Linked DNA regions of Mus musculus: region 1 is linked to region 2. A link is a loop called in an ENCODE intact Hi-C map of the cell type or tissue named here. Cell type or tissue: left cerebral cortex. All regions are shown on one strand.

Region 1 (8,000 bases), 440 kb before region 2:
CAAAATAGCAAATATTTAAACACATATTTATACAGGAAATTGAGGAGTCAAATAAGGCATTTCCCAATGTTATGCAGATGAGGTCATGAATATTAATATGATTCAATTTAACACTTAAAACAAATCCTCTTTAGTAGGGTTTTTAAAAAAACCTCTTAGTAATATATCTTCAATGTGATTAAGAAATGTTTTTTACTAGTTATTTTTGGAACCTGCATAAAATATGATTATTTAGTAATATGCTCTCTTGGAGATTTGCGCTCTCTTGATTTATAATTGCACTTTTTCTTGGGACTCTTCGAAGATGCCTGCACTTGAAAAACTAGAAATACTCAGTAGTAATTTGTAAACCCAGAGGCAAATAACATTCAAGCGTTTGCGAAAGTAGTAATCTTTACACTGATAGTATTATGAAATATTATTGAATTAGCAGTTCATTAACACAGGCATCAAAGTGGGCCTTTTCATTTTTGTATCAAGTGTGGAATTTAAATAAGTGAAATTAGCTGTTTGAGTCCTCTGTGATCTGCCGTCGATGGGTAGCAGGGCAGCTTCTCTTCTGCAGATTCGCAGGCCCTGAAAGGACTATAAAAGGTCATCTAATCCAGTCCCCTGCTGCCAAAGTAGCTGTTTAAACATGCACTATTTTTCATTAGTCTGGAATTTTAAAAAGGATTAATGAATTTATAAATGTATTATTTACAATGTTCCAAGCATGTATCTAACCGAAGCTAACTGCTAGACTTTGAAATGGTAAGTTTGCGCGTGCGCATTAGGAGCTGAACTTCTTGGAAGGACGACTGATGGTGTACAAATGTTTTCCCGTTTGGATTCTTTCATCTGATCAATAACTGAGTTTTAGGTCCGAGGAACAATGTCTTATCATTTTTTTAAAAAATAAATCTCTGGCTGAGTTTACTCAGCAGATATTGTTATATTAATAGGCGTAATGATTTGAAGCCATGCTGTCATTTCATAGGATCTATATTATAGTGAGCTTTTAGAAGGAAAAATAAACCGTTCTTTGCATTTTGTAGATGAAAACAGAGCATTCACATGTTTTCGTTTTGAAATTACCTATAGCTTTTAAGTCCTATAAGTAGTAGTTACACTTACCAACCACTTAAGCAAAGTATTACACATTTATTAGCATACCCATTCCTTTGAAGGGTGCTGGAAATAATCCCAGAAACTATTTCTGCTCTCTATTCTGCAAAACTGTGGTCTATAAGAAGGATGGTCGGTTGGTGATTCTGCAGTCTGATTTGTGCTCATCACTGCCCTGTGTCACCTGGAGCAGGGGAGGAAGCGTGGAGAACCTGTGTTCAGCTCCATGCTCTGATGGCTAGCACTATCATTAGGTATTCATTCCACCGGAGCAATGGAGCACGGGCTGGCCATGGCCATGGCCACAGGCAGTGTGGGTCACTCCAGGTTGATGGCTGGGCTCTAACTGGGGATGTTCTACATGAGTAAGCACAGTGTGACAGGAACAAGTCCATCCTTGGAAGTCACTGACGCTGGACCTTTGACTGAAGCTGGGTCAGGGAGGATCTTAGGTTCAAGGGAATGAGCCATACACCCAGTCACTTGAATGGAGGAGCGCCGAGCTTGACGAATAGAAGATGCTGTGGCTGTCCTTGGGCACACCACTCCACACACATGGTCTGCTCAAACACATCATATGGCATATATTATTATTTTGGATACAACTTTGTTTGATAGTGGTAAACATGAGTGGGAGAGTACAATTATCTAAGAACTCACTATAGTTATTCCTTAGGACAATATACTTTAAAATGTGTTTGATTTCTGAAAAGGGGAGAAAGATAGGCTATGTTCAATGAGATGATGAATAATATAGAAGCACACGTACCATCATCTATCATAGAAGATACAAGAACGAAAGATGATGGATTAAACAATAGAAGCCAGTTGCCAGGGTGCTGGTTCCTTGGGTAAAGGTGACAGTGCCAAACCTGATAAGCTGAGTTTAATCGCTGGGACCCACATGCGTGGATGGAAGAAGAGAACGGACTCCTGAGAGCTATCTTTGGACCTCTGCAGGGACGTACAGAGTGGCACGTGCATGCCCTGCCCCCCAAAACAAACAAATGTAAAATGGCTTTCAACATCAATGACTATTTAGTCCAGGTTTCTGCACCGTCCTTTGAAATCTAAGTTCTGATGACAAGGAGCCACATTAAAAATCAAACAAATGAACAAACAAACAAACAACCCCCCCAAACTTAACTATTGTTTCTTTGGTTAGAAACGTACAGTGAACTTTTTGGGACAATTGTATTTGATGTTTGTTAAAATCCAGAATTACTCTTGTGCAGTTCTCTGGAATCCTTTAAGAGGTCTTTTATTCACTCAGTGAACACTTACTCTATTTCTGTAAAGAGCCAACCACTGTTCTGAGTACTTTCGTGATTATCTTGATAATTGTTCCTTCAGTTATGTGATGAGACACATGCTGACTTTATTCCTCGGGTATAATAAAGAATATATTTCCAATGATTTTCTTTGTGTCGTCTTTTGAACTATTGAATCGGGTTTCTTTGTTTAATTCTGCAGTAAAAGATGAAGTGAGGCACATGCCAGAAGCTTGCTCTTATGTTAACTAAGCCACACATCGTACTTAGACCTTTTGGTAGAATTTGTTCAATAGGGCATATAGATTTCTCCTCCAAAGTAAATTATCTATTAAATACCATTTTGTTTTTACAGTGGTAGGAATTGAATTCAGGACTTCATGCATACTTGGTGAGTGCTCTGCCACCTGGATTTACCCTCAATCACATTATTGTATTTTTAAAAATGCCAGTGTAAGGTTTTTTGTTTTATTAGTTTTTATTTATTTAGAAACAGGGTTTCTCTCTGTAGCCCTGGCTGTCCTGGGACTCTCTCTCTCTCTCTGTAGACCAGGCTGGCCTCGAACTTATGGTACAATTCTATTTGCTAGTATGTCAGCCTCATATGGTCAGAATTTCAGTTGGGGCTGTATCGGACTATTTATTTTGTGTGTACATTGATTCCTCAGAAGAAATCCAAGGTGACTTTAGTTCCATCTCCCAGATCTGCATCTTTCACCCCTCACTCAGCCTCTCCCGTAGGCCTTTCTTTACCTGTTTAATGTGCCCAAGACAAGAAAAGCGAAGGAACAGTGGAGGTGCTGGCGTCCAGTGTCATAGAGATTTCACTTACAGAATTTCTGCCTCTCATTTTTGCTGTCCTGGATTTGGCAGGACTCCAGCTTCCGAAGGCCCCGTAGGCCTTTGCTCAGGGCACCAATCGGAGATCAAGTTGTTACACATTCATTATCTGGTTTCTATATCTTCTATAGCAAAGTGAAGTTCTGTCTACTCAACCGTTTTTTAAGACAGCATAACAAAACACCAGGGCTGCGTTTTCATCTCCAGCACTCCGTGTTCCCGCCCTGGCTGCCTTCCAGAGGGAAGACTCACCCAGAGTCACCCAGGCAGCAGTGACACTCGTGGGTGGCAAGAGTCTAGAAGCACATTGTTAAGCAGGCCACAGATGTTCCAGAACCAGCTGCCGAGAGAGAGCCCAGGGCTGATTGCTGAGCCCTTTCACTCAGCTCAGGGTACCAACCCTGCTTGGGTAATCTTTGTACATAGTACCATTCATCTAGTTGGCACTCCCCCTTTGTAGTGGCGTTTCTCACTCGAGTAAGTCCGAGGCAAGCCACGTCGGGATGAGCCGCAAGGCCACTTTGCATGAAAAAGCAAACGCGCATGTGCACAGTGCCCGAGCCTCGCTCGTGCAGGGGCTGTGCAGGTGAGGACACGCACTCCGGAATAATCTTTCCTTTTCTGAGAGCCAGCTGCCTATGCTTACTGAGGCTTTCTGTGGTGCTGTTTTAACGGCTTGTTTGTCAGTCATTCTGCATGTTAAACAAGCAAAGCCTGGAATCTCCTAGGGTCCCAGGAGTTCTTTATTCATTCCTCCATATTGAAAGTGATTCCTGTCAGCCCATGCTCTCCAGGCTGCCTGGAAGAACTTTGGCATAGTTTTCCTAACCTTTCAAACAGTCAAAGCAAAACTCTCCTTTGATAATATTAATAATAATAATGAAAAAAGGCCAGAGGACTTTGGCACGCAGCCATTAAGGATGCAGGCGACTCGGCGATCTGACAGACTATTCCACAAAACACTGAAAAGTTCCCTTTAAGGTCCCCAGAGTGGGCCGGGGCACTTTGCTTGTACTTAACATATATCAACTGTCACCCGGCAGCGGCACTGAGTGTTGACTGAACACAATGGGACATCCAGATGGTCTAAACAAAGGGGGCAAATGTTCGCTGCTATTAAAAGCTGTTTACACCAACTTCCAGGATTTCATGTAGTGAAGTTTATATTGTGTCACAGCTGAGGTGCGCGGCTCTCTCAGCAGCCAAGACCAACCCTTTATAAACTCCTGTTGCACTGGGCTAGGGCATTCAGTGCTAGAGGAAAATGAAGGAGCATAAGTTAGCCAAGTGAAGGATGGCGACTTTGCCCCCATTCTGCCTCCGAATCATCGATTATAATTCTGTGCACCACACCCAGTCATAAAGAAAGCAGACCCTCTCCTCTGATGGGGGTGTGTCATGGATGGATGAACGGATGGAAGGATAGGACTGCTATCTCCTTCTGCAGACAGAGCCTCTGAGTCTTGGTGGCTCCTCACTGGGGGTGTTTGCGTGGTAATGGCTTTGTTTTCTTCCTCGGAGGCACCGTGATATCAGGTCCTGTCTATTCAGGATTAATCTACATAAGTGAGAGCCCCACGCTTTGCTGTTTTCTTCCTTTGACCTCATTATGGCACATCCTTATTCATTCCAGACACACAGACCCTATTGTTAAAGGCTTGTTTTTAGCCACTGATAACAAGACTAATATGAAGGGTCTCCACATTACTGATAACTAAAGAAGAATCTAGAAAATGATCCTTGTATTCAGTTCTTAATCACTAGACTTTCTCCTATGATAATACACTTGAGCTAATAAGATACTAATAGCACAGTACTCATTCATTTGTCCTAAAATTTAAGGCCTAGTAAAAGCAGAAAAAAAACTCTCACAAATGCAAGCTTAATAATTATTTTCTATGTAAGCAGATTTATCGAGACACCATTTTATGTCACCTTTGGCTTATTTTTTTATGTGTGTAAAAGTAATTTTTTTTTTTTGGCCAGGTGTTGGTGGTGGCACACTCTTTTAATCCTAGTACTTGAGGGGTAGACACAGGTGGGTTTCTGTGAGTTCAAGGTCAGCCTGGTCTACAGAACAAGTTACAGAACAGCCAGAGTTACACAGAGAAACTTTATCTTGGGAGGAAACAAAATAAACAAAACAAAAACAGAAACAAAAGCAAACCAAGAAATTCATTATTTGTTGTGTCATTTAAATAACCATAAATTAAGTTTTTAATGAAGCTTTTAAAAAAGGAGTGTTTATGTACTGAGTAGACTCAAACATTTACGGAAACATGATCTGTTGATCTGGTTTTCTGCAGAAATAGCCTTTGCTTTGAGGTAAGATCATGATAATACTGAGCAATGTCATGTGGCATGATGCAAAGCTGAATCTCACTGCTATGTCCTGTCCCCAGTGAAGGATTGTCATGGATGCTTTGTGAGCACCGTCAAATTGGACTGCTCTCTACTATACTGGGGCATTTTCTGGTGTCACAGTTGTGATAAATGGGGCCATTTTGATCAACTTGCTCAGAGCAGGCTCTGAGCTCCTATTGTTTGCAGGGATGTTGCTCTTCCTTGTGTTAGCCTATGAGGGTTCAAGTTTTGGCTCTTATGTTTAAGTTTAAAGAAAAATACAGTGTCCTAGAAAGGTGTATGGGGTTCCTGTGTACAAAGATGCTCATATACAAGACCTGTGACAGCCTTCCTTGGGACAAATACCCTTGTTAGAGTTTGAAACTCTGCCCTGACAACAGTTCTTTAAGGTAGCATGGGGGCAGTGAAACTATCACTCAGACCTGACTCTGTTATTCCCACTATTGTGTTTGGTACTTTTCATAGGTGTCTCAGGGGGCTTCGGATTTTGAGGACAGGGATGGCACAGATGTGAAAGTAAAATGTAACAAACATGAGCACTTCTGCCTTTGCCAAGGGCAAACCCTGTGCCTGCTTCAGAGAAGCCATTCCAGGCCTGTCTGTCAGTCCCAGCGCAAGCTGCTGGGTTTCCTGTTTATGCCTGCGTGGAGCCCCACATCCTGCGAGCTTGCCTTCAGCGGCAGGTTTTTCCGCACACCCTGGAGAGCTCTTCCTTAAACTGGCTCTCTATTTATCATCTTAGTGAGCCATTGGAATTTTGTTAATTCCTGTTTTACTTAGCGCATGCAGAATGCTATCAATGCCCGAGGGAAGATAACGTTAACTTACATATGCTGCTTAGAGTGTAATTAAACAACTTTTGTAAAACAAACCTGGTCAACCAGACAGGTGGATGGCAGCTTTCTTGCCATCCAGGGTTTGGGTATATAAACTCATACTAACACCACTTCTAACTTGGCTACCTATTTGCTTGCATTTTTGTTCAGAATTTAGGAATCCCCTTAGTTTTGGCCAAGTATGGAGTTAGTGACGTTTGCTTGGCACCCTCTCCCGTCACTTTATATCATGATACCTTGTAGTCATGTGGGGCTTTTCAGCATTTCTTTGTCCCTTAGAACACTTTAAGAACTTGTTCATCATTGAATGTAAATAACATATTGCTATGCCATTACTCTTTCTAAGGACTGTTTTTTTGTTTGTTTGTTTGTTTATTGTTTTATCGAGACAGGGTTTCTCTGTATAGCCCTGACTGTCCTGGAACTCACTTCATAGACCAGGCTGGTTTCGAACTCAGAAATCCGCCTGCCTCTGCCTCCCAAGTGCTGAGATTAAAGGCGTGCGCCACCACGCCCGGCTCTAAGGACTGTTTGTATACCAAGGTAACAGCCAAGCTAAGAAAATAAAGTCCTGGAGCTGGAAGTTTTGCTTTTCTGGGTGGAAGAAGTCTCTGGGAACCTATGTAATCAACTCAGTTATCAAGAGGGTTCCTCAAAGCTGCATCCGAGCTGTCTCTTCTAGGTTAGGCTCTGTAGTGAGAATCTGTTTCTATTTTGTCCCAACAGAAGGATGTCTTGTTTACCACTTCTGATTATGCTCCCCCCCCCCAAAACCCAATTAATCCTTTCAATTTGAAGTATGTAAGATCATTTTTGTAGATCCCGTGTTTCTTTTAGGTCCTATGGATGTTTTCAAAAGCACTTCTTAACGAAAAGAATATGACGTACCATCCTAGTCTCTCACTTTCTCTCTCCTGTGAACTGGTCACAGGTGTCCTAGGCACCAAGTGTCACTCAAGTATTTGGATCACAAAAGTACAGATTATTTAAAAAAAAAAATTCTTTCAGGCTAATTTGGAAAAAAAAAAAAAGAAGTGGCTAGCCTAATTGAGAATGATTGTGTCTTGATAATTTTGATTCTATATTTTTGATTTCATAATTTCAAATGTTTATTTGTAACTCGAATTGTCATTATCACACGAAGGGAAATGTTTCTGCTTCCTAGTGAGGGATAGAGACTCAGTACATTGCATTCTGATTTATAAAAGAGCACAAGATTAAAGTTGGGAAGATTGTATTAATCTGACACTAGGTCTCCCTGTAACACACTTGATATATGGTGTGATTGCAGTAAACATGTAATAAAAACTCAAGGAGGTTTACTACATCCAATATAAATGGGGGGAAACAAAACAAAACAAACCCCAAAGACTTAGAGGCTCTGGACCTGTGCCGTGCAAAGCCTGCTTATTTGATTAGGATTGAGGTACCTTTGTTAATTAGAGCCCCACCCCCTTTTGCCATTGCTTTCCCAGGAAGAAATGTATTTATTAGTCAGGCTCTTAGGATCTGTAAAGCATGTTTTGGTTCTAGCACTGTATCCCAGGCTGTTTCTTCTTCAGTCATGCACCTACACAGAGCT
Region 2 (8,000 bases):
AGAGGAAAGCTTTTGTGCCTGGGAAAAGGGCAATGGGGACCCGGGGTGCCTGGGAGGATGGAGGCGAGGGAGGGCTGGCCTCTAGAGGAAGGGGCGTTTCAATAGCAGCACAGGTGCAACTGTTTGGAGTGAGTGATGGCTTTACAAATGACCCTGGCACAGAGCAGAGGAAACCCAAGGAGAAGATGAATTGAATTACAGCTCCAGCGTGGATACATTTGATTTTTGCCGCGGCGTCTAATGGATTGTGGGGCTGGCTGACCAGCTGGGGGAAGGTCAGAAGACCGAGGAAATGGGAGGGGCTAGTGATGAGCAGTTTTCTGGACCAACCGACCCGGGATAAGCTTTAGGTTGTGGGTTTTGGGACGGAGTGTTTGGAGTAGGAACGACCTCTGGTCGTAATCTCCTTTATCTGTGAACACTAATTGTGTTTCACGCTAAGACACTGCCAATCTCTGAGTTCACTTGAACACAAGGGAAGGCAAGATGGGCTAAGGGGTAACATATTCACCTTATTTTCTAAGACACATTCACATTGCTAAAGAGAATTAATAGTTTTTCACTTCAACTGAAAACATGATTTGTTTTTAGAAAAATTGACATCATATACTTTTTCTATGGCACTCCCCACTGCTGTGATATTTTCCTTATGCATATTTTATCATGCATACAAAATTTTCTAATATTGTCAATATGACTTCATATTTCCTTAGAATGTTAATCAAATCAATTGAGGAGTGTGATCACCTCACTACTCAGATACTTAATTAATTTCTTAAAAACATGAATTTATCTTTAGATAATTAAAAGTTTTAGTCATCCAGTTGCTCGGTTTTTATTTAGTTACTTTCTCATTTCCCCTCTTTTAATTCTGTCCGTGTAAAGTCTGCGCCCTTGTCTGCCTCTGCGTTTTGAATTACGTATTGTAATATTTTTCCCAATGTCCTTTCAGATAACCAGGAAGGAAGCAACCCCATATATCTCCAGATCTAGACAACATGGTTTTGATTCAGAAAATGCATAGTACGTCTCAAAAGTAGACAAGGCACTGCAGATTATAGAAATTACAGTGAGAAGAAATATGAGTAGTTTCTAAATTATCCTGAATTTCTGAGTGAGTGAGACAGACTTGTATTCCCATCCAGGCTGGCTGACTTCTTGTGGCCAGAGGACCCAGTGTGGCACCTGTCCAGAGTCACCGATTCCTTATCTGTAAAACAGAAACCATCCAGATGGGTTGTAGGGTTGCAGTGAGAACTGACTGAAATGTCTGCTCAATGCGGGGCTTCTTCTTGGCTGTTCTAGGCTTCCCACCCGTCCTGTTTTAACACTATGTTGACCAAAACTGTGGTACCCCAGAGGACCACTCTGCGAGGGTCTGTAGTCTGGAGTTCAGTCTAGCTGGGAATCCGAGTTGTGTTACTTTACTCAGCTCATTTGCCTGAGTCCACGTGCCTCCAGGGATCACACTGGTGTAGACGGGCTCTTCCCATCCATGCTGACCTCCATCTGGGCCACCGGTAACGTAGTGTGCTATCATCTGATTGGCCAGACCCACCGGAAGCCTGCTGCTCGGCACTCTAAGGTCTCAGTGTTTCACTGTGACTTCCACGAGGACGTGGACTACCACAGAGAGACCTGTATCTGCTGTCTACTGTGAGCTGATAAGAAAACACTTGAGAGCCACTTTAAAGGCACCAAGTACTTAACAAACGCTCATTAAGTCTGTGCCTTCCCTGGATACTACAATTACCTTGTGTGGTGGGTTTTTTTTTTTTTTTTTTTCTTCTTCCTTTTTCATTACGTCTTACCACAGGCCTTTGAAATAAAGAGCTAATTGCTTGGCTTAATAAACTTCTCCCTCTGACAGTCTATTAACTATTTTGCCCTTTATAAATATCACCTTTGAGGTCTTCCTGATTTTTCTCCTTAAGGTTTTCCCTGCGGAGCCCAGCACCAACTGTCCAGAGGTAGGAGAGTCTGGCTTTTCTTTCAGTACTCTGTTGTTTATTTATTTTTATTTTTCAATTAGCAACACACTTTGCCAAGGCCTTTGAGAGACTAAAACCACAGCTAACGTTAAGAACAGTGGCTTTGAGTATATTCTGTGAGCAATATATTCCTCAGGGTGTCAGAACCCCTGAGCTCTGTGGAAGGATTCTCCAGCACCTTCTATCCATGCACAGGGCTCTCTTTCTGGAACTCCATCTCTGTTGTTTGCATGGGATTCTTCCTCACGTTGGAATAGGTTGCCTGGAGAATCTACACTTTTGCTCTGCCCAGCTCTATCTCTCACTCCACAGCAGTAATCATGCTGTCTGCAGCAATGTGCTCTCTGATGACACGGTCTTCTCACTCACTTCCCATTAGAACCTTACAGGCTTTCATCCATCCCTATTTCCTACAAGACTTTCTGTTCTTTGAGACCAAGCTTCATCTGCCTGCATCAGGGGCTCATTTCAGCACCGAGTGGGCTGGCAGTCATGTGCCCAGCAGAGGGATTTACTTTGCTAGTGATATGGGGATGTGGGTAGAAGCTGAGCCTTGTCAGATGGAGGGCAACCTTTCGTGGATGCCTCTTAGAACATCAAGTTCATTTCTTCTTCCTCCCAACATGAGTGACAGGCAGATAGTTTGCTTCTCTGATGCCCAGTGGTGGCATCCAGTGTTGGGGACTTCATCAGCACAGTAGAATGACCTCACCAAAGGGGAGATGTGGTTCTCATCACACGAAGACACACTGTAAATATGAGCACTCTCTTGTCTGTGAGTTCATCTGCCTCAGAATTTAGGCAGGAGGACTAATTCATTCTCCAAGCGCTCGCTCTCGCTCTCTCTCTCTCTCTCTCTCTCTCTCTCTCTCTCATCTTGTGCAATGGGAGTCTAGGGAGGGAGAGTGTTGAGTTTGAGCTGGGGGCTGAAGAATGAGAGCAGAGACAGCACAAAGAGGAGAGACATCCTTGCCTTTCATGGGGCATCAGAATTGTGGACATTCATGTGGAGAAACAGGACAGGGTTGTTGGTGAGCAATGCAAAGTAGACACTGACATTCTTCAAGAGCCAGCATGTTCCAGTTAGTCAGCAAAAAGATTTTTTTCATTATTTGAAGGAATATTATATTACATTATGAAATCACAAAACTAAAGGAGGTAGAAGAAAAATTTGAGAACATTTAAATGTGGTTTCTTTGTTTTACTAAGACTTTCCCCAAAGCGTTCGTGGGCCTTATTCCTATTTTGCCTCCTACATTACTTTGGTAATTGTGTAGAATTACAGTGAGAATGGTCATGTGGCAAGGAGTTCATATACAGGCCATGGTGGCAGCTAACACATTGAACAAGACTGTCAATCCACCTAAGGACTTGGGTGAACAGACAGAGCTAATCTACCTGACAAACGTGTGGATAGCATTTTCTCCCTTCTCATAAGCAACACGCACCTCACATGACACTTTCAGTGGGAATCCTTAAGAACATCCTTATAAATTGCACACACACTTTTCTTCCCTGAGAAAAGAACATTAGGCGTTTGTAGAGCAGAATTCGTTCATGATTTTGGGTGATAACAACCCAGATGCTTTGTTGATTCTTAATTTTCCCAAAACTCATTCATTCTTCATCGAATCAGCACTTGTTTTTTGTGTGCGCTCTTTGAAATATTCCACATCTATAAGACATATGCTGCTCTCCAGTTCTGTATTCCCAGGTTTAGCCGTTCGAACCTTGCTCTCTGAAGCAGTAACATATTCTTTCTCACGAACTGACTGCAGTCACCTCAAATTCCCCCAGCACAGTTTTCCTTAACTAACCATGACACTTGGGGAAAGCCAGTGTTTTCTTAATGGCTTTAGCCCTTTTTTAGAGCAGGACAGGGTTTCCAGTCACCAGGCCAGACAACACTGAAGTTCCAGGCTTCTTTGTGGTACACACTGCGTTCACCCAGGGTCTGGAGAACTTCCTATGCTTCTGATTGTGTCATTGGGATTAAGGATGTAAATTGATGCTAACTGCGTGACTGACATCTAGTGGATAAAAGCCAGTGGTGCTGTTTAGACCAGTTTCTCTCCCATCTAATCCCTTTCTGCCCAATAGGCTTTCTTAGATGCAGCAATCTTTACCTATATATAGGAAAATTGAAGTACAGAGTCATACCACTAGAAGGAAAAATGGGGGCGGGATGTCGGACTCTTCTATAAATGAAGACTATTTCCTTTGTAGAGACTTGTAAGAGTGTACCGTATCTTGGAGTTGGAACAAAACCCCTGTGATTGTAGATTTACCTTGTTTATTGGAGAGCATACAGCACAATGGCCAAAGAGAATTTCAACGTTATTATTTTTTTATTGTGTTTTTAAAAATTTGTTCACTTTGCATTATCTTTATAAACACACTGTAAAAAAATTGGAGCTTTGATTCTGATATTACTACTATATATGAATATTATAATCCCTTGTTAATATTGTTCTGTTCTTAGACTCAAATACCAATAAACATTAGAATAAATTTTAAATTATTTGTGTCCTTTGCCTGCTGTAAAACTTTATCTGTTATTATTAAAGGTATAAAAAAGAGTTGATTTTGCCAGGAAGACTTTTAAAAACAGATTTATTTATTTTATTTAACTAGGGATACATCATAAGATTCTGTTTCAAAACAGGACTTATTTTTCAAAATTGTGTGTGTGTGTGTGTGTGTGTGTGTGTGTGTGTGTGTGTGTATAGTTGTCCACAGAGACCAGAAAAATTTAGGCATAAAATATTTTAGAAATACACGCTTATATAGGTATTAGAATGTGGATGTCTTTAGAAATGTAAAATCTGATTTTCAAAATATGGATGATTGAACAATGTGGCATAGTGGTTTATTTTTATATATCCATTTTTCAAAGTTAACTTTAATGAAGATTTATAGTTTGTTTTTATTTTATATGTGTGGTATGACTGTTTTGACACCATGTATGTGCACTATGCATGCAGTACCTGTGGAGGCCAGAAGAGGGCACTGGGTCCACTAGAACTAGAGTTAGAGACAGTCGTGAGCCACCATGTGGGTGCTGAGAATCAAACCTGTGTTCCCTGAAAGAGAAGCCAATGCTCTTAACTACTGAGCCATTTCTCCTGGCTCTGTCAAAGTTAACTTTTTAAAAGAGAGATTCGTTGATTTTTATTTTGTATGTATGTGTGTTGAGTCTGCTTGTATGTAAATACACCCGGAGACTGCCTGGTTCTGAGGAGGTCAGGAGAGGGCGCTAGAACCCTGGTTGTGAGTTAACCACGTGGTGCTGGGAGTAAACCTGTGTCCTTTGCAAGAGCAGTAAGTGCTCACGACCTCTGCAGCTCATCAGTTAAGTTTCAGTTGCTAGAGAAGACCTTGGCATTCAAGTTGTAGATTTTGTTTGTTTGGTTAAATGTGTGTTTTCTGAGAGAAGTTTTCTTCAGAAGAAAATTACTTCTCTTCGTATTCCATTTCCTCTTTGAAAAGCTAAGAAAGGTTGAGCAAAACCCAAAGCCCCACCTCACCGAGCATCTGGTGGCAGCCTGCAGCAACAGCTGTGTAAGGAAGGGAGGAAAGCCACGTCGATGTGTGTTCACTCTTCCAACTGTCACTTATACATGACCCTCACTCCTGTGCCTTAAGTCCCCTATGTCCCCTGGGAATGGCTAGAGGCAGCTTGGCCATGACTGACCTTTGATTATCAGGTCACAGTCAAAAGAATTTACATTTCTCACTGGTGTGGAGAGGAGAGGCTCTTAGTTTGCTGTGTGAGCACTGTTAATGAGAACAGTTTCCTTGGCAATGAAGTAACAAAGCCAATTATTATGTGACATGTAAATTATGCCTGGCTCTTCTTTTTTTTTTAAAAAAAATTTGAGTTATAATTTGCATGTAGTTGAAAGGCAGCACTGCATTTAATGAGTGATCTGCACATCACAACCTATGTCATGTATAAACAGTACTTCCGTCTCCTAACTATTTTTGTCTGACCTAGAGTTTGATAGGGACAGAATCCCACAGTATGCACTCCTCATATGCAGTTCCTCTGTGGAGTTTTCAAAGTGCGTTCATGTTGTTGTCATGTGACTTGTGTCATGCACGTCACCTTTTTGTTACTGGGTGACTTTTCATTATTGGGTGATATTGGACATGCCCAGTTTTCCTTCCTCAGCAAGTGTGCTGTCCTTGAAATACCAAGGTTACCAACACAGGTTCTCCTTCATTCAATACTACAAACATGTCAGATAGTTTCAGAATGTTACAATCACATCAACATACTAGATCTACTTTGTATCAGCATCTCTATCCCAACTTTGGGACTCTACGCTATTCAGAAGTTTCTTGGAGTTAGTTTTGTTTAACAGTGATTATAGAAGTCTTTGAAACGCAGTTCAGTTGCATCGAATTGTTTGTTTGAATTTTGACTTACTTTTCCCCCCTTTCAGCACTTTAAAAAAAGCATATAATCAATAGGCACATATACACAAACATATTTTAATATTGTATGCACAATTGCATTTGCACTTTATGACCCAATTAAAAAACATTTTTCTTATTAAGTGAATTAGTTTCTCATTTGATATTGCAACTGCTGTATTTGGTCTCCTGTTTGGTTGTGATGCAATTACCATTTATATTATTTTATGTTTAGTGTTTGTGTTTTATTACATCTTTCTACTAGCTGAATTTTTCCCAGGAACTTAGAATTTGGTCCTCTTGTGCCAATTAATGTTGGATCCACTTTTTATTATTATGCACTCTGCCATCTTTAAATATTATTTTCTGACTCACATTGAACCATTTAAGTCAGAAAGCTAAGAGTTTTTTTTTTTAACCTATGTTCTACATCTATGAAAACAAGTCCCATCCACATACTACATACACAGTGTTCAGAGGCTCATCATTATAGACTTACTTCTGCAGAGATAAATATCCCAGCTGTGGCCATCTCTCCTTCTGTCACAGATACCCCAGGCACGTTTGGTTTGACAACAGTATTCTTTAGGATATCACCCAGGAGAGAAGCATGTTCAAGCTTTTAGGAATTCCACTCTTTTTGAGCCGTACTGACACCACTGATATTTGACCTACATTTGGGTGGATATGAACTCTTCAGCTCGGGATTTCCGGAGATTTTGAGAACTTTTTAGTTTCTTTGTGGCTTCTGGAAATGCTCTTGCTTTTGGAGTCAGCAAATAGATTTTCTTTTTGTCTCAGGACCTGAGGGTTTTTAACTTCATCTGTAAACTTTGAATGTTTTCACTGATGTCTGCCCTGGACTCCAGGTTTCTGAGCCTTTCCCCAGCTCTCCACTGCATCTTCCATATGTAAAGCCAGTTTCTTTTATTTCTATAATGTCTTCTTTGGTTGTAGTTTTTAACATTAATCTTTTCCTCTATTTCATGGTTTCCTTTCTTTCTCCTCCCCCTTTCATCCCTTTCTCTCCCTTAGGAGCTCCAGTAATTTACAACTTTGATCTTTCCTTGTCTTCATTTCAACCAGTTTTTCTTTGAATGGTTTTACAACTTCATTTATTTACATATTAAATAAAAATGGCTTTATTATTTTTTATTTTTAATATTGCAATAAAATGACATCATTTTCCCCTTCCTTTACCTCCTTCCAAACTTGCACATATGTCTTTCCTTACTTTCTTCCAACTCCATGGCCTTTTTCACTAATTGTTATTACATATGTATATGTATTCTTAAAGCTTTAAGTCAGGTTTTTGGCTTGAGAGATAGCAAAGGGTCAGAGAGGTCTATGGATTAGAGAGGGAAAAAGTAGGAAGCAAACGATGAAGTGATTATTATGGTAGCCAAGAAGGAGGGATTGGTATACCCCGTCCAGTCCATCTGATAAGCCTTTGGCAATGCCATGAGGCATGCACTACTGAGCCATTAGCGGAGACATAGGAACCCAGGTCGACAGGTGTTTTTGGTTGGGTTAGGAGTAAGGCCAATGTGTCTTTAAATCTCTATCATTTCTGACAGTTTGATCTTGGGC

Evidence for each region. A loop is a pair of places that touch in the nucleus more often than their neighbours do. Peaks named below come from ENCODE experiments on the same cell type or tissue, not always from the same donor. Only the 100,000 strongest peaks of a DNase experiment are listed, where the experiment ranks them.
Region 1: a loop joins it to region 2, with 2.5 times the contacts of the local background. A loop is called at or near these places in 5 of 42 quality-filtered maps.

The regions. Positions count from the first base shown.
Region 1 is chr1:136,778,154-136,786,153 of GRCm38, forward strand. No RefSeq gene overlaps it. Among named protein-coding and RNA genes, the nearest start is that of Platr22, 86 kb to the left of the region's middle. In left cerebral cortex, no CTCF peak of the experiment used is centred here; DNase peaks (open chromatin) are centred at 3,548 and 3,710; H3K4me3 peaks cover 802 bases.
Region 2 is chr1:137,221,673-137,229,672 of GRCm38, forward strand. No RefSeq gene overlaps it. Among named protein-coding and RNA genes, the nearest start is that of Gm25609, 10 kb to the left of the region's middle. In left cerebral cortex, CTCF peaks have their summits at 4,034 (motif pointing left) and 4,982 (motif pointing right); DNase peaks (open chromatin) are centred at 121 and 4,026; H3K4me3 peaks cover 255 bases.